2 separate regions of the Mus musculus genome follow, and region 1 is linked to region 2. The links are chromatin loops, found by intact Hi-C in ENCODE. Cell type or tissue: left cerebral cortex. All regions are shown on one strand. Links, peaks and the distances in the headings refer to the core of each region. The heading gives the core; the rest is flanking DNA. Region 1 has its middle 12 kb from the start of Gm35999. Region 2 has its middle 14 kb from the start of Rassf6.

Evidence for each region. Hi-C counts contacts between places; a loop is a spot of excess contacts. Peaks named below come from ENCODE experiments on the same cell type or tissue, not always from the same donor. Only the 100,000 strongest peaks of a DNase experiment are listed, where the experiment ranks them.
Region 1: a loop joins it to region 2, with 6 times the contacts of the local background. A loop is called at or near these places in 12 of 42 quality-filtered maps.

The regions. Positions count from the first base shown.
Region 1 is chr5:90,395,852-90,408,900 of GRCm38, forward strand. No RefSeq gene overlaps it. Among named protein-coding and RNA genes, the nearest start is that of Gm35999, 12 kb to the right of the region's middle. In left cerebral cortex, for the core only: a CTCF peak has its summit at 9,541 (motif pointing right); DNase peaks (open chromatin) are centred at 7,160, 7,432 and 9,540; H3K4me3 peaks cover 299 bases.
Region 2 is chr5:90,647,540-90,660,588 of GRCm38, forward strand. No RefSeq gene overlaps it. Among named protein-coding and RNA genes, the nearest start is that of Rassf6, 14 kb to the left of the region's middle. In left cerebral cortex, for the core only: a CTCF peak has its summit at 5,370 (motif pointing left); DNase peaks (open chromatin) are centred at 5,381 and 9,187.

The sequences.
Region 1 (13,049 bases), core at 3,339-11,338, 250 kb before region 2:
TTTTCTTTTATTTATTTTCAATTCATTAATTAAAGTGGGGGTGGGGGCTCATTGGCAAGGTGCTTGTGTGGCACTTACAGAGGTTGGAGGACAACTTGTGGGAGTTGGTTTTCAAGTGTTCTGAGACTTGAACTCAGGTTCTCAGGCTTGGCAGCAAGTGCATTTACCTCTGAGCTATCTTGCCAGCCATATTTAAAAAAAACCTATTTTGTGTCTCTGTAAGTTTCACCATAGATCACATTTGGAAGTCATAGAACAACTCTCTGAAGTTGATACTCTCTTTTCACCTTTACGTGATTTCCATGGATTTAACTGAGGTGGTTAGCTTTGCACAGCAAGTGTCTTTTACCCACTGATGTTTTTGTTTGTTTGTTTGTTTGTTTTTTTAACGGAATCACTGTGTGATTGTTTGAATAACTTTGGTCTCCATAGACTCATGTGTTTGAATGCTTGGTCCATAAGGAGTAACACACCGTGGTGGCAGGCTTTGAGGTCTCCTATGCTCAAACTAGCCCTAGTGTGACACACAGTCACCTTCTGCTGCCTGTAGATCAAGATAGAGAACTCTCAGACCTTCTCAAGCATCTTTTCTGCCTGGATGCCTTCATGCTTCCCACCGTAATGATGATGGACTAAACCTCTGAAACTGTAAGCCAGCCCCAATTAAGTGGTTTTCCTTTGTAAGAGTCACCTTGGTCATTGTGTCTCTTCAGAGCAATGGAAACCCCATGACAGTGTATATATCCCTGGTTGGTTGTGAACATGCTCTGTAGCATAGATATCCCGATTTCCTGCTTTTCTGCCCCCATAATCCCAAGTACTGAAGTTACAGTATGCTTTATTATGCCCCGCTCCTTCCTGTAGGATTCTTTTTATGTGCACATGGTGTTGGGATAGAACCCAGGCTCACATATGCTAAACATGGCTCTGAAGAAGTTACATTTATCTAAACTCCTCTCGACAGTTGGTAAATGGCTTACTTAGAATTCTAAGGGCTGAAAAAGGACATTTTTTCCCTTAAGTTTCCAGGAACTATGACCAAATCCGTATTGCAGAACTGGGTCACCAAAGATGAGACAGCGGGTGCTACAATGAAACATTTGAAAATTATGGTACTTGTGCTTCCACCATGACCAGGAAGTTGCCATAGCAGCACATGATCTCAGCCAATCAGATAGGGAGCCTTCACTGATGGACAGGTTCGGGACCTATACCTTCTGCTCACTGGGAGGGAAGCTGTCAGCTCACTTTTCCTCAGCTCCCAGCTTAGGAAATGAAGGAGTTTGTCACACTTAACTGCAACAGGGTGGGTGCTCATCCCCTTGTCCTCTTTCCTATGGTCCGCTTCCAAATCAGAGTTTCAGGAGTAACATTAAACAGTAGATTCCAAGTGACAGCTGGAGGATTCTGGGAAGTACAGTATTTTAAATGACCGTCCACTGTACAGCGCGGGGGACAAGTGCTGAATGAGCCCGTCTTCTTTGGGAGCTATGGAAAATCCTTCCTCATTTCCTATAACCAAAGCATCTGTAAAAGAGAATTATGGCTGGGCAGTGGTGACACACGCCTTTAATCCCAGCACTTGGGAGGCAGAGGCAGGTGGATTTTGAGTTTGAGGCTAGCCTGGACTACAGAGTGAGTACTAGGACAGCCAGGGCTACAGAGAGAAACGCTGTCTCAAAAAACAAAAACAAACAAACAAAAAAAGAGAATTATACTTTTTGGAGTTGTTTTTTGTTTTTGTTTTTTTAGATATTTTCTGTATTTACATTTCAAATGTTATCCCCTTTCCTGGTTTCCCTTCTGAAAACCCCCTATCCCCTCCTCCCTCCCCCTGCTCACCAACCCAGCCCCTCCTGCTTGCTGGTCCTGGCATTCCCCTACACTGGGGACCTTCACAGGACCAAGGGCCTCTCCTCCCATTGATGACCCACTAGGCCATCCTCAGCTACATATGCAGCTAGAGCCACAAGTCCTTCCATGTGTACTCTATGGTTGGACTGAGCACAGCTTCTCAGAGCTTTTATGAAGCATGTCTGCAATTTTTTTGGGGGGGGTGATTTCTTTAAATGTACCAGTTAATTTCCCCCATGTGTGACAAAAGGTGTAAGATAAGTCCTGTTTTTATTAGCTTGGAAATATATGTTTGAGGAAATAGTCACAGGTAAATAACAAGGCTGGAGAGACATTAGGCAATTTTGGGAATTAGTGGGAAGAGACTTTTTTCAGTATACACTTGAAGCATTTGAGTTTGGAACCACAAATACATTCTATGTATTAAAATTTTGAAATTATAATATGTGAAAACATGAGTGTGGTCTGGTGCACACAGCAGGAGCTCACAGTGCATTAACAATTCTCCGCTGTGCCTCCCTAGAAGCCTACGGGGGCCATTTTCTTTTAAGCTACCACATCTGCTGAAGGTAACCCTGCCAGAAAATAGTAAGTAGCCATGTGGGGAGAAAGTAAACTACTGTTTTGTTATTGTAAGAGTTTTCTACTAGATGCAGTGGCATATACCTTTAATCTCATCACTTGGGAGGCAGAGGCAGGCAGATCCCTGATTTTAAGGCAGCCTGGTCTACAGAGCAAGTTCTAGGATAGCCAGGGCAACACAGAGAATCCTCATCTTTCAGTACCAAAACCCAAACCAAAAACCCAACAACAGCAACAAAGAATTTTCTCTTTATTCATATCTGGTTCCCCCTTTTCATTTTCAATACTGCTAGTATGTTCTACGTAGCTATTTATAATTTCTATTGTTTTGTCATTGTTTTGAGACAGTATCTCACCCTGTAGCCTTGGCTGACCTGGAACTTACAAGAGATCTGCCTGCATCTGCTACCCAAATGCTGGCATTAAAGGCATGTGTTGTTATGCTTGCCTGTATTATTTTCTTTTAATTAAATTTTGATTAGCATATAAAGAAATTGGTTTCCTTGTAACATTTTAAAAATACATCATTATATTTTGATATTATTCATCCTATACTATCCTCCTTCATTCCTCTCTTGTTTGCTTTTCTGCCACCCCACCCCCAACCCCTTTCTGCCTCCTTTCTTGATCTGTATTACTCCCTCTAGTCCTTCCTCCCTCTAAGATTTTCTTGCTGTGTCCATGTCCTACACATATTTATGTACACACACACACACACACACACACACACACACACACATATTCATACACACATGCATATACACACACACTTAGAGCTAGAGCCCAGAGCAATATTGCTTGTTTTTATGACTTCTTTTTCTCTTTTTCCCTCTTGATCATCTTATCAACCTTCTCTAGTGACCAGCTTTCAGATTTGTTATAATTTTCTTGTTATTATTTTTCTGGATGCAGTTTCCTGGTAACTTAGCTGGGCTCTCTGTCCTCTTTTTAATTGGTATACTTGACATGTCTCATCTTTTCCCTTGTTCCTTAAATGCCCCTTAAATGCAGTGATAGCTTTTAATTTCCCTGATGATCCCTTCTGAGTCTATGCACAGACTTTAGTATACAATGCTTTACTTTTTTCTTGTTGAAACTCTCAGGGTCACTCTTATTGCTCATTTTAAGAAGTTTAAAACTTCTATTATTCCTGTAAGTTAATCTTTTAAAGACAATAAACTCTAGATATTGTGGTATCTTATTTCCATGTACTACACTATGAAATAAAGTAATAGGTACCTTATTCTCATTTGGAAACAACAAAAAAAAATTAAAACCTATCTATTCACTTTGGCATCATGATTGCGTTTCTAGGAAACATTCTTGGCTTAAGAAAAAGAAAAACCCTACAAAATAGAAATAACAGCAAAGACTTTATGATCCTAAGTGATCAAGGCAGTTACCTTACAAAATATCTCAGTCCGCACTGTGTTTCTAGGTTGGAGATGCAGAGGTTCTGAGATTTGTGTTCTCCTTAGACCTCTCTCCGCGGCCTCTCTCTTCTTGTCTCTTCATGCTTTCTTTTCTGACTGTCCTGCAAAATCTGAAAATCAATCCTTTTAAATTATTTGCCATTTGATTAAATTTAATCTAAAGCGCATTCGGATTTTATTTGCAAATTGCAACAGAATGTGCACATCATTATGGATGCATTACAGCTATTAGACTCATTTATGATGTATATAACCAAATCGGGGCACTAAATAGATCCAGCTCTTTAACTATTAATTATTATATGTTGGAAAATCCAGAATTTCTTGCTACAAAATTTAAAAATTTCTTATTACAGTTTTGTGTGTGTGTGTGTACCTGCACACAAGTGGAAGTCAGGAAAAAAAAAAAACAACCCAAAACTCGTGGGAGCCAGAGCTTTCTTTCCACCATGTAGATCTTGGGGATTTAACACAGGTTCTCAGACTTGGTTGCCAGCATCATTACTCAATGGAGCCATATCCTCAACCCTTGAAACCCTTTTGAAATACACTGCATTTTATTTTGTCACCTCTGTGTTTGGTTGCTACACTGGCTTTATCTTTCTTTGTGCCTTCCTTCCTAACCCGTAGTGACCACTATCCTATCCTATTCTATAAGGTTAACTTATTAGTTTCATGGAGTAAGTTAATGTATATGTCCTTTCTCTTTCTGTGTCTGCTTTAACATGATGATCTACAATTAAATCCTATACATGTTGTTGTGAATGATAGGATTTCATTCATATTTATGGCTTCGTGAGCCTGGTGCACACAGCAGGAGCTCATAGTGCATTAACAATTCTCCACTGTGCCTCCCTAGAAGCCTACGGGGGCCATTTTCTTTCAAGCTACCACATCTGCTGAAGGTAACCCTGCCAGAAAATAATAAGTAGCCATGTGGGGAGAAAGTATTGGGACTGGACAATGAGATGATCCACTCATAATTTGGCAAAAAAATAACAAGAAGTGTTGAGAGATTGTTCTAATGATATACGTGGGATATCATTCTAATAATATTCCAGAGTTAGGAGAGGGCAGGCTCCCCAGTGTTGTGCAGCATCCTCAGAAGTTCTGGGAACTAAGCTGTAGCTCGAATAGGATCATTAAAGAAGCAAAGCTTCAGAAAGAAAAGGAGGAAAAAAATCAATTTATCCAGGTCTACTTTGAGTTATCCTGAAAGTCAAGCCTCAGGTCTCCCTAGGGCTATCATGATTACATATTTCAGGAGATTCCTTGGGTCTCACCAACTACTCTGTCACTTTATTTTTATCCCTTGTACATGCTTAAATATTAGCCAGTGGTTGAAATTCAGATTGGCAATACATTAACCCAGATGTTCTCCAATAGACAATTATCAACAAATGGGTGGAAAAGAAATTAAAATGTGTATGCCGTGCTTATGGAGTATGAATATATGGCTCATGAAGCCACGCAACCCATCAAGCCCTTCCTTCAGGGACAGCTGTGCTTCCAAGTTCAGTGGTGTCCCTAGGTGATTTGCTTTGGACAATGGAGTGTGAGCAGAAGTAAGCTGACTCATTCCTATTGGAAACACGGACAGGCAGGGCCTTTACCTTTATGACTCTGCAACAGTAGCAGAGTTCCCCAAAGATACTGTTTCTTTCCGCATGGAAAAGCAAAAACACAGACATAGTATCCACCTTAAAGTAACGTGTTTGCTGTTATAACCTCCTTCCTGGCCCCCAGAGAGAACAGGAAACAGGCTTTTTATTATTGTATCATAAGCTAGGGAAAATAATTTATATATATATATATATATATATATATATATATACATACATACATACATATGTATGTATGTATATATGCGTGTGTGTATATACATCAATATTTGAATATCAATTTATATTTCAAAATTTAAAACAATAACTTCTAATTCAAAGTCAGTGTAAACTGGGTGTAGGAAGGTAATGAGTTTGAAGCTAGCTTGCTACAAAGAGAAACCTTGTCTCAGAAAAAAAAAGACATTTTTTGGGCTATGAAACATTAAGTATAACTAATCTGTATGTGCTGGCTAATCTTTTTTCTTTTTTTTTTTCTAATCTTATGTCAACTTGATACACAAACTAGAGTTATCTGCAAGGAGGGAGCCTCAGTTGAGAAAATGCCTTCCTAAGATCCAGCTGTAAGTCTCTTTCTTAATTAGTATTGATGGGGGAAGGCCCATCCCATTGTGGGTAGTGTTATCTCTGGGCTGAAAGCCGGAAGAGCAAGCCATGGGGAGCAAGCCAGTAAACAGCACTGTCCATGGCCTCTGCATAAGTTCTTGCCTCCAGATTCCTAGCTTAACTTCCTGTTCTGACTTCCTTTAGTGATGAACAGTGATGTGGAAACTTAAGCCAAATAAACCCTTTCCTCCCCAACTCGCTCTTTGGTCCTGATGTTTCATTGCAATAATAGAAACTCTAAGACACAGTATCACAAACATATAAAAAGGTATCAACATAGGTGCTCTAGCTGCTGAGCCATCTTTCCAGGCCTGGAGCTGAAGTATTTTGTTGTTTTTGTTTTTTAGTTGATACCAAGCACCCACGTGCCAGCTCACAACGACTTGTTACTCCAGTTCCAGATGGAAAAGAATGTATTAAAAAAAAATTAGGTAGAGGGCTGGAGAGATGGCTCAGCGGTTAAGAGCACTGACTGCTCTTCCAGAGGTCCTGAGTTCAATTCCCAGCAACCACATGGTAGCTCACAACCATCTGTAATGGGTTTTCTGATGCCCTCTTCTGGTATGTGTATCTGAAGACAACGACAGTGTACTCATAAATAAAATAAATAAATCTTTTTAAAAAATCTGGTGGACGTGAAGGAGAGTAAATAATAAAATTACAATGAAGTAAAAATGTTGCTAAATCTGTAGAAAAGGAAAAGATAAAAGGAATTATACGGTGCAAAAGAAATGTTAACAGTTTCTTTCTGGATCCTCAAAAATCGAAGACTATCAGTTACGGGAATGGGGTAGGTATCAGGTGAATTCGGACACTTGTCTTTCAGTCTCTTTGCTATTGCTGAGCCAGGGCAGTCTTTGGCTTTAGGAGTCTCCCTTACGCCCTTACCTTTGCAATTCTATGGGAAAGTCTTACTTTCCCAAGAACATACCCCCGCGGTGACTAATGCTTTTAGCTAGGGTGTCTCCCACTGTGTTGGCTGTGTGAGAAGCAACCATAGCACTGGGATCAGTACAGGCATCAGGCCTGCCTTCATACTTTCTCAGTCTCCCAATTGTAGTCACCAGAGTGCCAGAGGGATGCTCCTGGAACTTAGTCATCCTCGGACTCAAAAGCAGTAAATGACAGGTGGTGGCTTTAGCTTATCAGTCTCCATCTTTCTTACTCTCCACAGCTGCATCTCTGTGGTGTTCCCTTGTCTGTAACCGGAAAAAACAAATTTGCAGTTCCCCAACCTGTATGTTTCCTGATTTCAGCGCCTACCCTCTCTGCCCGCCACTGCCCGAGTACTCGAATTTTAAAAATAGTTTCTCCTTCAGGATGACGTCCAGGCGTTGTCATCTAGCCACACCATACAGCCTCCCAAAATTGGAATTCCTTTCTTGGAACGGTTTCCTGGAAGATTCACAGACTCACCAAAACCCGCAGCTGAATTTGAGTCCTGTGAGGGTGGCGGCTTGTCCTCAGTGAGGGTGGGACTGCCTGCCGCTGTCTGCCTTACCTTGAAGTAGCTTTTCTCTCCTTCTTCTGCCTGCGAGCTACACAACTGACGCCACCCTAGGCTTGACTCTCTGGATAGCCTTTTTTTGATAGCTGTGTGTGTGTGTGTGTGTGTGTTTTCACTTCCTTTGCGGGATTCTGAAATCTGGAACTCTTCTGCTGTTTCTTTCTTAGGAATAAAGTCTATTCTTTCCTTATTCTGACTCTTGGTCAGCTCTCACAGAGACCACGTCTCCTCTGACCTCTTACCTGGGACCTCCCCTCCCCCACGTTTTCACTTTTAAGATATTACAGGTGAATCCTACGTGGCAAGGCTTCTCGTCAATTTCTGATTTACAGTGATTACTTCAGGAATAGAGTATGCACAGAATTAAAGTGGTTTCCGGTCTATTGGCCATTGTTATTTTAAGGCTGGTTAAAGAAGCTGAAAAGTGTCTAAGTGAATCAATATTTTATTTATGGTACAAGGATATCAGATATGTACCAATACGTCTTCTTGTCTGCCACAGTGGCTCTTTCCCCTGAACCCGCATCTTTAACATCTTCAAAGCAGCCATTATAGGACTTTCCTTCTTATGTTTATTCTTTTGAAACAAAAAAATGTCTTAAGTACATTTCTAAAGGGCACCTACACAAGACTTGCAGTTTTCCCCTTTACATCTTTTAAAGACTTATTTTATTATACTCGGAATGTATGAGTGTTTTACCTGTATGTACGTACACGGGCCTCATACTTGGTGCCCATAGAAGCCAGAAGTGGCTGTCAGATACCCTGGCATGGGGATCACTGAGGTTGTGAGCCACAACTTTGGTGCTGGGCCCAGAACCTGGGTTTTACTGAGCTAGAATTACACACCACACAATTCACCATTTAAATGTCCAATTCAAGAGCTTTTTGACATATTCATATGCTCTCATCACTACAATTTTGGAACATTTTATTATCCCCACAGGAACCCCACGTCTAACTCTTAGTCACCTTATTTTCTCCAGCTGCTAAATGTTTCCCCTCTTCTTCCCATTCTTAAAAATGATGAATGGAGTCATGCATCTGGTCTTTGTGAATGGCTGTTTTACCTAGCACAAAGTTTAAAAAATGTATCCTTTGGGGGTAGGGGAACTGGCGGGCAGACATGTCAGTTTGCATTATAAACTCATTATGAGTGTCCAGGGGCATTTTTAGATATGTAGTATGACAGATTGTCTTCTATTTTGATGAAAATAGTCATGTCTTTGGAGGCCTTTCTTCGTTGTTGTTTTGTTTTGTTTTCCGCCTAACATATGTGATGGGGGAAATGAAGACAGAAGAAGGTGGAAAGAAACAAAAACAAAAACAAAAATGGCCTGCAGAGGCTCAGGGAAGCAGGAGGCAGGAAGTATCCCAGTATAGCCCTCTCTAGGAATGTAAAGAAATCGCTTTCTTCACCATGCTTCAGAAATAGTTTAAATAGTTGGTCTGCCTGCAAAGGCTTGCAGCCTCTTTTGCAGACATCAAGGAATGTACTTTCAAAAAAATCTGGGAGCCTTTTAAAGAACTTGCTATTAAACACGAACATCTACAGTAAAGATTAGGAGAGGTTTATGTTTAACCACATCAACTCCTCGATTTCAATTCTAGTTGATGTATGTATGTATGTATGTATGTATGTATGTATGTATGCATCTATCTATCTATCTATCTATCTATCTATCTATCTATCTATCTATCTATCTATCTATCTATCTATCTATCGTTCATCTATCCATAACAACACTAGCAGGAATTCAAAAGACCCAATACCTTCCAGCACACCACAGCAAACCTGCTAACCCCAGGAATTAATACTCACACTGCATTGACAGAAGGTTCAGGGATTCTTTTCTGTTACAGCTGGCAAAGCATTCCCAACAAATGTTCACTTTTAGCACAAGAGCAAGCTAGGACTGTGAACAGCCGGAGATAACACGAGGTGGCAGTCTTGTCCCAGTGAGCACCGTAGAGACTAGTGCAACATTAAAAACAGGACTTTTAGTTTCAAAGATATAGTCTATGAACATGTCTGAGGCTCCCTCAATAGAAAGGCATGGAGACATAGGTGGCTTTTCTTAGAAGGCAGTGCGGCACAGTAGTGAGGTACAGTGAGAACCAGTGCCTGAATTATGATTTATTGTACACTATTAGTCATCTTCATATTTGCCTTTGTAACTCAGTCAATTGTACACTCAAAACAATGTTATATGGTGGTAATTTTATGTCTAAATGGTGTTTTTTGGTCTCCCCAGTAAGATTCTGCTTTTTCTTCAGAAAACTTTCAGCCTCCATTCAGTCCTGAAGTGTATACAATTCCTGAACTGTCTCCTTTCTCTTGATTCTGTAATTGTTCAGATGGGCATGTTATAATCTTTTATAGTCATGCATGATTCCCAGTCCTCTTCTCTGGCTCAACAAGATGTCACCTTCTAGAAGCTTATGTTGACAACTTCTAGAAGCAGATATGTAAGGTTTGATCGTATCACATTAAAATACTCTATATGGGCACCTAACAGATGGTATCTATTGTTTCCATACATGTTCAGGAACTTTAGTCTGTAAGCATTCCAATTCTGTAAATACAAGTGCATTTGTGTATAGCTTGTAGGCCCAGAGGTACTTGGCTCCCCTTGTTAAATCTCGTGGCACCAGACCTTAGATAGTCTAACACCATGTCACCTCTCAAGTGCACATAACCATACAACTGTGAGACAGTCTTAGATAATTTTTTAACCCTGGTTTGGTTCCATTCAATCTACAAGATCTGCAATCTGTCCACTAAAGAGATGTGGACAAATAAATTTTAATTCCTTTCATGAATTAAAAATGTTTTCATAAGCAGAAAGAATAAAGTGTATGAATGTTGTGTGTATGTGTGTTAAGACTGAGAGAGAGAGAGAGAGAGAGAGAGAGAGAGAGAGAGAGAGAGAGAGAGAGAGAGAAACAGCGCAGTTTGTGGAGATAAAAGAAGAGTTTCACATGAAATTAAAAATTGTTTGACTATATTTAGGCTGACATGCTGCAAATATCCTCTGGCTTTGCCAAAGAAATGGCTTTGTCAATTACTCATCTTTTTAAATGAATAAGAAAACCTATTGGGCTACCCTAAGCTAGGTAGGTGGTCTTCGGTTTCCAGTTTAAAAAAAGAAAAGAAAAAAAAATGTGCTTCCTCAGTGTTTCTGTTCTCCAGTATGACCCTGATTGTTGATTCAACTGAAAATCTTTTAGTGATACCTTTCCCACTTGTGAGGCCTTGGGCAAGAGCCTTGCGTCTCTGAGCTTTGCTTCCTCTGCTGATGGAAAGCAACAGCAGGGCCTTCTGGGAGCTGCTAGATTACCATAGATCCTTAGTCCACACCTAGCATTACAAAACCACACCCCAAATGTTGGGTGATGCCTATGTGAGGCAATGGAACCCAGAGAACAGATCACCAGAATGCACAAATTACAAAAAGAGATTAATGATAAGTAATTGGATCATGTTATTATAGAGGCTGACAAGACTCATGATCAGTAAGTAGCTAGCTAACTAGAGACACAGGAGAGCCAAGGATGTCACTCTAGGCCGAAGGACATGAGCTCCGGATTTGAGATTTGCTCATTCAGTTTGAGTCCAAATGTAAGATAAAATTGATGTCTCAGCCATTATTTCTTCTTATAGAATAGAGGGGCAGTCTTTAGTCCGATCTGGGATTTTCTCTGGTATGAAGCCCGCTCTTATTAGGGAGAACAATCTGCTTTACTTGATCCATTGATATTTTTATTAGTTTTTCAAGAAGGTGTTTTGATTATACTCACTTCTCCAAATATTTCCAGATCCAACTCCCCTTCCCTACCTACCCAACTTTGTATACTCCTACCAGGAGACCTGAAACAACCCAGGAACATAAAAGGCAGGCTCCAGATAGAGACACCCAGACCAGCAAGCACCAGGAATAACCAGATGGTGAGAGGCAAATGCAAGACCATAAGCAACAGAAGCCAGCACACACGGGCATCATCAGAACCCAGTTCTTCCACCAGAGCAAGTCCTGGATACACTAACACTTCCTGAAAAGCAGGAAGCTGATCTAAAATCAATTCACTGGAAAAAAAATACAGGAAAACACAGGTAAACAGGTAGAAGCCCTTAGAGAGGAAACAAATAAATCCCTTAGAGAAATACAGGAAAACACAATTGAACAGGTGAAGGAATTGAAAAAAGCTGTCCAAGACCTAAAAGTGGAAGTAGAAACAATAAAGAAAACACAACTGGAGGCAACTCTGGAAATGGTGTCTCTTTTATGAAAATGGGTTCCCTGTGTTTGATGAGTATACACTTAGGGTTGTGACATCCCATCACTGCATGATGCTTTTAACAAGCTTAGAGAGTCCTTCTCTATCTCTTTTGGTTAGCTTTGATTTAAAGTCTCCTTTGTTGAATGTTAGAATAGTTACCCCTCAATTGCCTCTTGGTTCTATTTCCTTGGAATAACCTTTTCTATCGCTTTATGCTAAGGTGATGTCATTTACCATTGGTGGTGAGGTATTTTTCTTGGAAGCAGAAAGAAAACGAATCCCATTTCATTATCCAATCTGCCAGTCTGTGGCTCTTCATTGGTGAGTTAAGACCATTGATATTAAGAGTTGTTACTGAAAAAAAAAATCATATCAACTACTGACATTTTGTCACTTTTATGGTGCTTGATTCAGTGTTCTGGGAATGTTTGTTCCTTTTGGTATTGAAGGCATTTTTACCTTCTCTTCAGTCTAAAGTCCTTCCAGTATCCTCTGCAGGGGATTTGGTAGTCACAAATTTCTGAAATTTGTTTTTATGGAAATTTTTTTGTTCTCCTTCAATTTTAATTGATAGTTTTTATAGTTATGGTAGTCTGGGCTGGCCTTTTGTAGTCCTTCATGGCTTACAGAACCTTGGTCCAACATTTTCTGGCTTTCATAGTCTCCATGGAAAAATCTGCTCTTGTCATGGGTCTGCCTTTGAATTTAACTTGATATTTCTCTCTTGCCCTTTCCAGTATCCTTTGTTTTGTATATCAAGGTTTTTTGTTGTTGTTATTGTTTTGTTTTGGGTTTTTTTTTTGCTATTATAGGCAGGCTATAGAGTGTTTCTTTTCTGGTCCTGTGTGTTTTATGTTCTGTATGCCTCTTGGGCCTTAATAGGCATTTCTCTTCTTAGGCTAGGAAAGTTTTCTCCTATTACTTTGTTGAAAGCATTTAATGTTCCTTTAACCTAGATACCTATTATTTTCCTTCTATACCTATTATTTGTAGTTATGGTCTTTTTTTAATAGTGTCCCAGAATTCCCGTGTGTTCCATTACTGATTTTTCTGATTTGATATATTTTTTGAGTGATCCAATTCTTCTAAATTGTCTTTAAGCCCTTATAATCTCTCTCCACTTGACCCAACTCCTGGTTGAGGTTTTATTCTTTCCTCTAAATT
Region 2 (13,049 bases), core at 2,084-10,083:
ATCATGGAGAGGTGGTCCAGGTGCTGGTTGCATGGCTGACTGCCCTTGACAACCTGGTTGGCAATCAACTTGGGTGCGTGCCCTGAGGCAGGGAAACTGGGAAGGACCTAGCTCTACTCCTGCCAGTCTCAAGTTCTGAGAGTTCCCAGGTTTGAACTTGCTCTACCTTGCTAGTTGCATGCCAGTTTCTCTGGTGGCATGGTCCAGGTGCCCTACACACTGTCCCTTCAAAAACACACCGGCAGACAGTCTCTCCAGTGACCAGGAGCCCTGCAGTTTAGTGTGGAAAGGGGGCGTGGTTTGTTGTTCTCGGTTACACCGAAGTTCAGAGAAAAATGTACATAGGTCAGGTGCAGTGCGGTGGGGGAAGAAAAGGTTAAAGAAACTCGATGTTCTAAGTCCTCTGGAGACATGTCTGGAAATGTGACATTTCTTCCTCCTAGCTTGTTTGTATCCTGCAGGCAGAAGTTCCTACTGCTCTGCGCGTTTTGCCGCAAACAGAGGGCTGAACAAGGACGCTACTGTAGAGGAATCTCAGCTGCATCAGTGGAGTTGAATTGAGTGGCTCAGCCAGATAGACTCGCCTGTCTGGTGCCTTTTAAATGGACTCCAGGGAGCACCCAGTGGCCCAGGGATCAAACCACACATCTCCTCAACAGAAATCCCATCTCTAGCCTGATATCTCAGTGTCTTCGTTTTCCAGTCTGAGGCCCTGTGGCACCTTCAGTGGGTCACAGAGTGTCACTGAGTTTCTATCGCTCTGATGAAACCTTGTGTTCAAAAGCAAGGTGGGGAAGAGGGGGTTTATTTCAACCTACAGTTTCAACTTACAGTCCATCACCGAGGGAAGTCAGGGCAGGAGCTCAAACAGGACAGGAACCTGAAGACAGAAACTGCAGCCGAGGCCATAGAGTCCTTCTTACTGGCTTGTTCCTTCTGGCTTGTTCAGCCTGCTTTATTGTTGCTCATGAGCTGAGCCCTTCCCCATCAATCGCTAATTAAGAAAATACCCTACAGGCTTTCGGATACATTTTCTCAATTGAGACTCCCTCCTCCCAAAATGACTCCAACTGTGTCAAGTCAAGATAAAACCAGTCATCTCAAAACCAGTCCTCCCACAGAGAACTTGTATGTTAGCTGGAAAAAAAATATGACAATAGTCAGCTACTTACCCACATACTCATGCACACACACAACACATTTATTTTATTTTTTTTTTATCATGGTGCTATCGGGATGTGAATATTTTTTGGATGTTGCATGCAATTAAAGGACTTTGGATTCAGCAACTTCTCAAGTATTGTAGTTATTAAGGGCAAACTAACAACAAGAAGAACGCCATCTTACTTTCTCCAGTGTCCTCAAAGCGGGCTCCTGCTGTTTTATAGTGGTGTGTAAGATAAAAAGGGCAAGGGGAAGATGACTTTGAAACATCTCTTCTTTCTGGATTTCATGTGTGAACGCCGATTTACTGCACCTCATCAGGGAGAGCAAAGCTTATGGTGAGTGAAGAAGACTGTAGCATGGGAGCTGAAGGAGTACGGTCACGGAGCTGGGAGGTTCAGTTGCCTGTGTCCTGGGTACCGCCCTGCCACTATCCCGGAGTCTGTGCTCGGCTGAGCCTTCCTGGACCAGAACTCAAGACTGGTTCCTGGGCTTCTGGTTTCTGCATACTGTTTCCTTTGGGCACACAATCACCGACACGTAGCTGAACAAACAGAAGAGTCAACCTCACCGATAGAAGAGAGGTTACAAGGAAGACCATTGTTCCCCCATTTGTGACTCTGTGTCACAACTTAACTGGGTTGAATCACATGGACAAAAACCACCATGAGAGCCAGTGCTGGGGGAGGAAGGCTAGAACTGCCCCCACTGATAAACTTCTGAAGGCTTGGTGTGGACAAGGCAGAGGGTGAAACCCAGTGGAGGGGCCAGTCCTAGGGAACCCATAAACTTTTGTGAGTTTGCCTCCAGGGTTCCACTATGTTGTTATAGTAAACGTGTGTGTGTGTGTGTGTGTGTGTGTGTGTGCGCGCGCGCGCGCGCGCGCTCGCGCGCTCGCGTGTCCTCTCATGCTCAAGGGGGGAGAGGAAAGTAACGATTTGAAATAGACCAGCCTGTTCTGGTATCCTTTAAAGGCCCTGATCTCAAGAGAACCCATTTTTCCAAAGCCAAACCTGCACGAGTTTCATCCAAACTGACCCAAGGAAAGATGAAACCCCAAACCCAGCTCCCTGTAGCTCCAGTTTGCTACATGAATAATAAAAATATTTCCTATCAATCTCAACTTTCCTCATTGTGCACAGAAGTGCATATTTGAGTGATAATTGTGTTATTTTAAAGGTATGGTAAGAATTTCCCATACCTTTGAGACTATGCAACCAATAGGGTGCTGCTGTTAGGTAGGCTCATGGTGTCCTCTAAACTTCTGTGTGGTGATCGTGGTGTTTGTCATTTAAAAAATTCTTAATTTGCTATGGGTTACACTTTAAATGGCATGGCAGGTACCGTGTCAGATCGAAGTTTACTGAGAGAACAATCAAGGTGGGCTGCCTATTGATAATACAGAAGCCATACTAGAGCTACATCCAGATTTTACATTATACTTATTAAGAAGTTTTATTTGGTTTGTGGTTGCTTCTGTTGCTATTTAATATGAGGTGTTTTTTTCCCCTTATTTTTAAAAATTTAATTTGAAAAGTGCTGCTTTTTGCACTGTGGAAATTTGAAGCTTATTTTCAATATAAAACTAAGCTTGAAATCCTACTTTAAAAATGGCTTCTATTGGACATTTTAAACTTACCTTTGCCTTACACAGAAAGTTTTGAATTGGCTTTAGAGTCAGCATATACTCGATATATTGCACGTCATTCCACTGCCATGTTGTTACAATCAGAAATTCTACATTATCGTGTTCCTGACTACTAACATGGGGTGGTGTTTTATAGGTGGAGGTTGGCAGGTTGGAATTTATAGCTTTTACTGTACAGCAAGGGAAGGGGTGATGGAGGAACCCTAGCAGCTTCAAGAAAGGAAACACACACCATATATTCTCAGAATGATTCTCCAACCTTCTGCAAGAGGCGGCTTCTATAACTTGCCCCTCCCTGTTTGGTCCTGTGTGTGAACCCATGACCCTACCCCTGTTATAATGAATAGCCCTTTCCAGTAAAGGCCCCTCATTTAGCAAGTTAAGTAGTTACTATTCTGCCACAGGAGAATTCCAATGTCTAACTTGTAATTCCTTAGAGTTTTTTTTTTTTTTTCTTAGCAGAAAAAGAAGCTTGCTAAGCAATCAAGAAAGTATTTAAATAACTGTTTAATGGTCTCTGGGATTTCCCAAGAGGGACTTCTTGCCAAAGATCCTGCTTGATTTGTGAAAGAGAGGTCTACCTTTATGGGGACTGTACAACCAGTAACCTACAAAGGAACTTAGGATCAGGAATTTCAAGTTCTCCTGGTTCAGCTGGCTTTGGGCACTGCATACGGTTCTCAAACTTAGAGGTTGCCGGTGTGACAAGGATGTCCTAAAATATGGAGAACCGGGCTTCCATCTAGAGTTTCTGAAGCAGAAAGCCCAGAGTGAACTGGAGAGCTCACGTTGCTGACACAGTCACAGGTGTCCCCACTGAATAGGACTAGAATTTGGAATGGGGACTGATTGTTTATGCTCTCTCTTCTTTTCTATATCTTGACACAAAACACTCCTCACCCTCACTGCTGGCCCCTTGTCCAGGTGCTGGTCCTCAAATCCAGGGACCCTACTACTGGCCAAACCTAAAGATTACCAGCTGTTCTCTCAACAAGAGTCCCTCTTTGGGGAAGGTCGGACGATCCTTCCACAGGGTCTCTCTTAAGACGATCAAAACCCACAGATATTTACTGTTAGCATTTTGTCTAAGCTCTGAGCCCCACGGTTGCCTGGCAACAGCCAGGTATGCCAGGCTCACTATAAAAGGGGCTGTTTGCCCCCTCTGCTCTCTCTTGCTCTTGCCTTCTTGCTACTGCTCTGTCCTCTCACCTCTTCCCCCTCTCTCCACGTGCTCATGGCCAGTCTCTACCTCTCTATTTCTCTGCTCTGTCTCTGCCTTTCTCTGTCTCTACTACCCTCTTAGCTCCCCTCCCCATGTCCCAAATAAACTCTATTCTATATTATACAATCATGTGGCTGGTCCCTCAGGGGGAAGGGATGTCTCAGCATGGGCCAGCGGAGGCATCCCCTTTCCTCATACCTAACTACATACCCACAAACATATTCCTTCTCTTCCTCCTCTTAAAAAACACATTTACATTATGACACAATATCAAAATAACATTATGAAGTAACAACAAAAATAATGTTATGGTTAGGGGGAGGTCACCACAGCATGAGGAACTGTGTGAAAGGAGAGGGTCTCACTATCCCAGGCCCTTGCTTCGGCAGCTTCAGTCTTCCACAGTGGTAACACCAATGCAACATTTGCATGGAAGAAGGAATTTTTGTTAATTTAGGAATTCCTATATGACAAAAATGAAGAAGACTGAGCCGGGCATGAGATGAATGTGTATTCCTGGGACTTAGATCTACACCGAGGGCGCTTACAACACATGCAGGGCTGATAGCTGGAGAGGTGGCCAGCCTGGCTGTTAATAGCACTTGCTATTCTCCCAGAGGACCTTGGTCTCATTCCTAAGAGCAGCTTGGTGGCCCACAGCCATCTGTAACCCTAGTTCCAGGGTATCTGTGTTTGATGCATGTGCAGAAAAGCAGGCACACATATACACATAACTAAAAATAAATAAATTAAAAAAAAAAAGAAGGTGCTGTTCCCACCGATGCACCACAGAATTCCGATTTTCAAGTTGCTCATTCAGGAAACCCCTAAGGGCTATGGGTAATCAAAGTTCCTGGTGTTTGACATTAGGGATAGTTGATGAATTTGCTTGTTCAACCAGATAAGAGCATATGTGCAAAAGAATCCTGTCTCATCCTTTCAGATATTCTCCTTGGTGACTACTACGTGCAAGCAAGGTTCTAGGTTCTGAGGAGACAAGATGGACAGGTCACTGTGACCTTATAACTGTGACATGCTGTCACTGAAAACGAGCCTGGGTTCTGCTTGGAGTGGCTTAGGCTTGGTTTTGCTCCAATTTCATCTCTTGTTATTTCAGCATGCTCTGCCATTTCTTTTATTGATGTATTACAGCATGTATTGACTATTTAATTGATACATTTAATTGTAGGCATTATTATTAAATATATAGACATATTAGAATAGCTAATAAAAATATTTTTTCTAATGAAATTCAAGCATTACCACATAAGTTTATACCATATGATGCCTCAGCCTCAGGCAGTCACATTTTAGGGCGTAGACTGTAGCTCCCTCTAGTGGCAACCCAAATTTCTTTTCTCCCTTCTTTTGCAGGCTCCCTGGGCATTTTGACTGCCTGAGAACTGTGCCCTCTTAGACAGGAAAGGAACTCAGTCAAGCTAACAGTTCTATAGCACAGCTGAGGTGCTGGGCTAAGAGACCCACACGAGGCTGTGGTGACACAGTTAATACTGTTCACACGACTGGTGGTGAAGATTTGTGTACTAAAAGCTTTAAGATATTGAGAAAATTGAGGACGATACCAGAAGGTGAAGAGGTCCCTCACGTTTGGAGATCTGTAGTATTAATATTGCAAAAATGATCATCCCATCAAAAGCAATCTACAGACCCATTGTAACACCTATCAAAATTCCAGCCCCATTCTTTACAGAAATTGAGAAAAAATAAAAAGAAAATGCAATTTTTAACGTCATATGGAAACACAGAAATTTCAGGATATCTAAAAAAGAAATGCCACGTAGAAAAAGAACTGGAGCTCTGGCCAGCACAGATTCAAGCAGAGATTCCTGCAGAGCTATAGGGGAAAAAGCAGCATAGGGTTAGCAGAAAAGCAGACACATGTTTCGGTGAAACTGAAATGAAGAAATAATTCCATCTGGGTTTTGACAAAGAAGCCAAAGATACACACTGGATAGAAGACAGGAACTTCAACAAATGGTGCTTTTCAGACTGGATATCCCCATGTAGAAGATGAAGATAGATCCATATCTATCACCCTATACAAAACTCAACTCCAAGTGGATCAAGGACCTCAACTTAAGATCAGATCCCTCAAATCTCTTTTATAAGAAAGTGGGAAACAGGTTGAACTCATTGGCACAGGAAAGGAATTTCTGCACAGGACATGGAGAGCACACTAAGACTAACAGCTAATAAATAGGACCTCACGAGGCTGCAAAGCACAACATCATTTGAGCACAGCGGCAGACTCTAAAATGGGAAAAAACCATTACCAACTACACGTCTGATAGAGGATTAGTACTAGGATATATATATGTATACACCCAACCCCAGCACCACACACACACACACACACACACACATATACATACACACACACACACATATACGTGTATATATATGTATATACGTGTATACACACATATACATATACACACACATATATGTATATATATATGTATATACGTGTATACACACACACACACACACACACACACACACACATATATATATATATATATCCCCATGATCACAAAAACAAACGACCCAGTTAACCATGCAGTATACAACTAAACAGAGATTTCCCAAACGATGAAACATAAATGTTGAAGAAACAAGTGAAGAAATGTCCCACAGCCTGAGGTAGCAGGGAAATACAAACTAAAACTACTCTGAGACTTCATCTTACCTTAGTCACAATGGCCAAGATCAGTAAAACAAATGGCTGCTTATGCTGCTGAGGAGGTAGGGAGAGGGGAACACTATCCATTGCTGGGGCAGGGGCTGGGGGAGGGAGTACAAACCTACAGCCCCCTGTGGGATCAGTGTGGCCGGTCCCCAGAAAGGTCTCAATGCACACTTTTGTCTTGACACGTAAAGGAGGGGCCAGTGATCAGGTTGGTACACGCCCTGTACACGGGAGACTGGGGAAGCTGACGCAGGGGTGTAAGGACCAATGCAGAAGGGAAGTATTATACAAAGAAACCCAGGACACGTCAAGTTCAGTGGAAACAGAAAACTCAGTCCCCTCAGAGGTGGTGCCATCTTGCCGCCATGGCTCCTTCACTGTTCAGGGGCACGGTTGCTATTTTAGGAAATGAGAAGAGTTAAGTGGAGGTCAAAGGTCATAGGTTGGCATTAAGTTTGATTCGAATCTACCAGCCTTCGGGATTTTATGACTGTTCGAAGGAGCCTTCACCATTGCAGCTTCACCCCGAGAATTTAGCCAATGATTCACCATTCCTCTTTCCCTCTGTCAAACTCCCCTCACCCCACTCTCCCCCTTCTAGTCTTCACCGACAGCAGTTCTGAAATGACCATGATAAGTTGTCTCCCAGGTACGAAGACAATGGTGTAATTTATCGAGATACTTAGCTCCTCTTTGGACTTCCCCTTCATTGGTTCCTATTTCTTGTGCTCCTTTGTCCCAGGAAATCTAGAAAGAAGAAGTCATTAGAGGTACAGTCATTCTGATTTCTGCTTCTCTAAAGATAAATGTATTGAGAAGAATCAGGTGGGAGGGGGAGAAAAAGAGAGCAGAGCTTCGGGTGTGTTGAGAGATGAGAGAGGACATCTGTCTACACTGGAACAGGAAGGTCAGTGAATCCCGGAGCCCCTGAACAGCTGCTTCAGCTCCTTCCCTGAGGGCACCCTGGAGGGTTCCCTGACAGCAAGGCAGAGAGGTGTTAGGTATGTAGAGCTTCTAGATACGGGGTGTCCAGGCTTGGCAACACCCCCAAGACTCAGAGACCAAGATGGCTGACTGCCCCATGATAACAAGAAGGAAGAAAAAGAGAAGAGGATGGTAGGAGAGAGCTTGTTTGGGGCAAGAGAAATAACACATCAGGGCTTCTCAAGCTACAGCCATGCAGAAGAGGCTCTTCCAAACTCCTATGAAGTTATAAAGCCTCCCATGGCTCCATCTTCCTCCACACTGTTGACAGTAAAGGGGAAGTGGTAATGATTATACTACCCCATAGTATAAACAAAAGCCATACAGAACAAACCACATACCTAGTTACCCCAATATGACCTTTGTAGGGGGCTCAGAAAGAGTAGCTCTAGGCTAGGCAGTAGTGGCCTTTAATTCCACCACTTCACTCAAGAGGCAGAGGCAGGTGGATCTCCGTGAGTTTGTGTCCAGCCTGGTCTTTGTGGTGAGTTCCAGGACATCCAGGGGTTCACAGAGAAATCCTGTCAAAAAGCAAGCAAGCAAACAAACAAACAAACAAACACAAAGGAGTGAGTGAATGAATGAAATAGGAGCTCTTTGGCCTCAAGGGTCCAAGGAGCTTCCAGTCTAGGAGGATTTCAGATTCCAATCTGCTGAGTTTTCTTCTTGTAAAAAGGGAAATGCAAACTTGTTTACGCACTTTAGCAAAAAACACGCACAGCAGCTTCATTCACAGTAAATGAGCCCAGATGGAAACAATTCAAACACACAGACATCTCTGAAGACCCGAGTAAGCTGTGTGGTCTGGCGGAACACCGAGGAGCTCTATGAGACGATTCATTCACGCGTCAACATGAATGCATTTCAAAAATGTCACTCTGTGCTCAAGGAGCCAGACCGGGGACAACTGATGATTCGAGATTTCAATCACAAAGAATCCTTATATTCATAAAACTGGAGCAACGGGAATTAGAAAAATGCTTCCTAGAGGCTCAGGATGGGGAGGGGGACGGGTCGACTGGAGCACCAGAGAACTCTGGGAATGAATGGCACAAACTGCATTTCTAGTGACTATTTGTCAAATATTGTCAAATGGCACTCACAGTTTTGATGATTTTTGTCATGTGTGAATTACCCTTCAGCTTCTCTGACGTTTATAAAGGGAGTCGGGAATGCTGAGAACACACCAGTGGGGGACCGAGATCCTTGCCAGATGAGCGCATCCCATGGGAAGTCTTAGTACTTTTCCTGGTTTGGTGAACCCACGGACTGACCCTCCTGGAAGTCATTTCTTTGTTTCCAGATTTATAACTGGAATACGTGTACTTGAGGGCTGTCGCAGATGCATTTTCTGGCATGGAGTAACAGCTGTGCTAGTGGAGGCTATCAGTGGATGCATATACACCATCCTCGCCAGCTACCTATCTAGGCTCAATCACTGTACAGAAGCACACAGTATCCTGACGGATAGGCAGTGACAATTAGCACCAGTCTCATAGATCAAGAAAATGGTACTGCTTATATTTCATGGCTTGGCTCCTGAAGCAAGCAAATGAGACTGGCGGATGGTTGCATTTTACAAATGCAACCAGGGGATAATTTTGCCCATTATAATCACTGCGCTTGCTAGAGCGAATAAGCCTGACCTTAATTCACCCATATGGAACTACTGATCTGGTGAGAGCGCTCATTCCCAGTCTCGTCAAAGAAGAATTCCCTCTCAAATGGATTGAGCAATTTATATACAATCATGACTTTTTCAAGAGTCTCCTCTGCCTCCTGGGGTACTATAACCTAAACTGATGTCCATGATTGTCACATTGATCTGCTTTGTCAGTGACTACACTCTAAGTCACTCGAGCAAGAACTATTAGGCACGTTGGGTGTGTCAAGACACGAGTGCTCCACGGGTCGGGATTGAATTGTATGGATTTAGTCCAGCTGTGCCAACACACACATTCCCTACTGAACACCCTGTATCTCTGCTTCCTCTGACGTCAGATGGTCTGGCTCATGACGGTGACTTGTTCTTGCTGGCTGGGCCATGGGGAGATTATTAACTTATTTTATGTATGCAAATACACCTTCATTCTTTTCAGACACACCAGAAGGGGGCATCGGATCCCATTACAGATGATTGTGAGCCACCAGGTGGTTGCTGGGAATTGAACTCAGGACCTCTGGAAGAACAGTCAGTGCTCTTAACTGCTGAACCATCTTTCCAGCTCCTAGAACTAATTTCTAACCATGAAGAGTCCAGAGTTGGTGGGAGAGAAAGCACCAATTTCACATGTGTCCTTCAGGCCAGTTTTAACCAGGCTCATTAATGCATCATCCTTTGTCTGTTGAATTTGTGCACTCATCTGGATGTGGGCACTGCTTCATATGAAGGGCCAGGTTTCAAGGTGTCTATATACCTGATAATGGCTCTGAATTCTCAGTATTACCTCTAAGTGGTAGTGGGGTTTTCTAATATCTATCAGGCTGGTGACTCCTGGATAGGTTTCACGGCCATGTGCAGATTCCCTCATGCCCAGTGTATCTTTGGGCTGGACATAATGTTACTTGGGATTCCATGCCAGAAGACCCAACTCATACGATGCATTTTGGTGCCTCTTGGTGCTCTGTTGCCTGGTTTGGGTGAATAGACAGCTGCAGAAATTATGGCCCAGCCTTTTGGTTCACAATACCAGAAAAGCCTCTTAGAGAATCAGAGGTGCCAGCCACAGAGAAGGGACATCCGCAGATGCCACCGAAGGACAGAGATACTGACTGCCATCCTTTGAGCTTCTGTGGTGGTGGTGGGGTTCTTCTTATTTATTCTTCTGTCCTAAGTTTCCTCTGGGGAGGAAGAGTCCTAGAACCTGGTGAGGGCCACTCTCCCTGAGTGAGGCGGACCTTAGCAGGGATGTGAGCAGAGAGCAGTGCACCCTGGGAGTTGGGCCGCCAGAGTCACATTCAATGCACAGCTGGTACAGCAGTACCAACCTCTGGCACTCGGCTTCCAGACCTGCCAGCTATTGTCTGAGCAGTGATTTAATTGACCTTATGCTTTGTTTTGTTTTGAGATAGGAAGATCTCGTGTAGCTCAGGCTGGCCTCAAGCTCCTCGTGTTGCCTGTATGTCCAAGGACGACTCGGAATTGCAGCTGCTCCACATCTTACATGCCGTGGGAGCGCGGGCGTAGGCGCTTTGCTCAGCCTCTGTGCTCGCTTTTAGAAAGGGCCATGCGGATTGGCTGAGGCATAATCCAGAACGCATGCACCCACGTACCCAAACTCTGTGAACATTTCTGATTCCATATATGAAAAAAAAATTAGGGAATGTATTGTTAGTTTGTTAAGACAGAGTCTCCTTATGTAGCTTCGGCTGGCTCTGAACTTACAGGAATCTTCTTAGCCTCTGCTTTCTGAGTGCTGAGATCACAGGTATCTACCAATATGCCGGAAAGATATTTGTAAGCTTTTTAAAAAGCAGGGAAAAATGGTTATCTTATTTTTAAAACCTCTAAAATTTTATCCAAATTTAAATGAAGAAATTGGGAAACTTTATCAACTTGCATACCGAAAACCTCTGTTGACTTGGTAAAAATCAATTCCTTACTTACTCCTTAATTTCTAAATACCTATTAAGGCTTTGGGGACCTTATCTTTGCCTAGTGAATACATTTGCTTTCTGTGTTTGGACACTTAAAGATGTGATTTTGAGAAAGAGATAGCTGCTGCTCATGTTCTCTTCTGAAACAGACAGTTTCATAAAACACTCGTATCAGACAGAACCAGGATGGATCATGACCAAGGAAGGACCCGCAGCCGAGTCTGAACCCGCGAAGTGTGCGTGCTCAGCTACAGAGATGAACAGCCCACCTCCATCCTGATTAGGCAGTGTGGCTGCTCATCCGTGACTCTGATGACATGTTTCATTAAACTTTCATCTTCCTTGGTTCAGATAAGAATTGAGAGATCTGTGAACACCAGTGCACCGTCCTGACAACATCCAATCCGGAGCAATCCTGCTTTCTTAGCTTCCTCTACCCCCCCCCCCCCCCCCCCCCCGTCCCTCTCCCGTGCTCCTCCTGAGCACTCCAGCTTCAACAACCGGCCCCTCCCCCGGGATGCTCTTAATTGCTCTTTATGCACACTATGTATCCAATCTCAGGTATGATCCTTCAGAGATCCTTGACTGCAAGTCTACTATTGATTTCAACTTGATACAAATAAACTAATTGGAGAACAAAACAATTTTTTCCCTCAAATAAGTACCAAGGGAAATTGTCGTTTAAAATAATCTATTTCTTCCAGGTTAACTTTATTAAGTTAAACAAAATCTGTTCTTAATTTCCAATATACTTCAGACAGTAAACACGGTAGCAAGAGTTTTGGTAAGTACTTGGCAACCTTCCTCTTCCCTAAATATATAGCTAATACATATTCAAATATGTAAATTCGTTCTCATGATAAGTGATATTATAATAGAATTGTTCATGAAGTATATGATAATCCAGTTTCTGTTTGTCTATAATACTTATATTTTCTTTTAAATATTTGTGTGTGTGCTGTGAAGGGGTGTGCTCATGTGCTGTACCTGTAGAGGTCTAAGAACAACTCGGAAGAGCCAGCCAGCTCTCTCCTTTCACCATATGGGTCCCAGAGCTCCAACTCAGGTCATCAGGCTCTGTGGCAGCCACCTTTATCTGCTGAGCTGAGCTGTGCATGCTCCGGCATGTGCTTGCAGGAATGTGAACTCACATGTGGTGTATGTACATGCATGTAAAAGCCAGAGGGTGACGTCAGATGTCTCCATCAGTTGCTCTTCACTTTATATCTTGGGATGGGGTCTCTTCCTAAACCCAGAGCAGACCGATTTTGCTTGTTTGTCTAGCTAGAAGATGGAATGTCTCTGTCTCCTTGGAGTACAGGCATGCCACCACATGAAACCTACACTTGCCTTGGTGCTGAAGACGTGCACCTGCACTCCAGTCCACACATTTGTGGGGCAAAGGGTTTATCCACAGAGCCATCTTTCTGTCCCATGGAAGGACACTTGATACTTGTAGGCTTCCTACTAGTGAGAAGACTTGAGCCCAGCATCTTGGAGTGAGCAGAAGGATTGGTGGACACAAAAGGAAACATGCCTAAAGGGGGTCCTTACGATAGTTATCTCTGGGGGATGTGTCACTCCAACATCTAGGGAGCCAAATTCTGCCATCCTTGGTAAGCAAGGCCAGCATGGAAGACTGAGTCACACTACACAGGATTTCCTGAGTCTTTATATCTTATCTTATATCTTATATCTTACAAATGCAGGCTTTCCCATCTAGC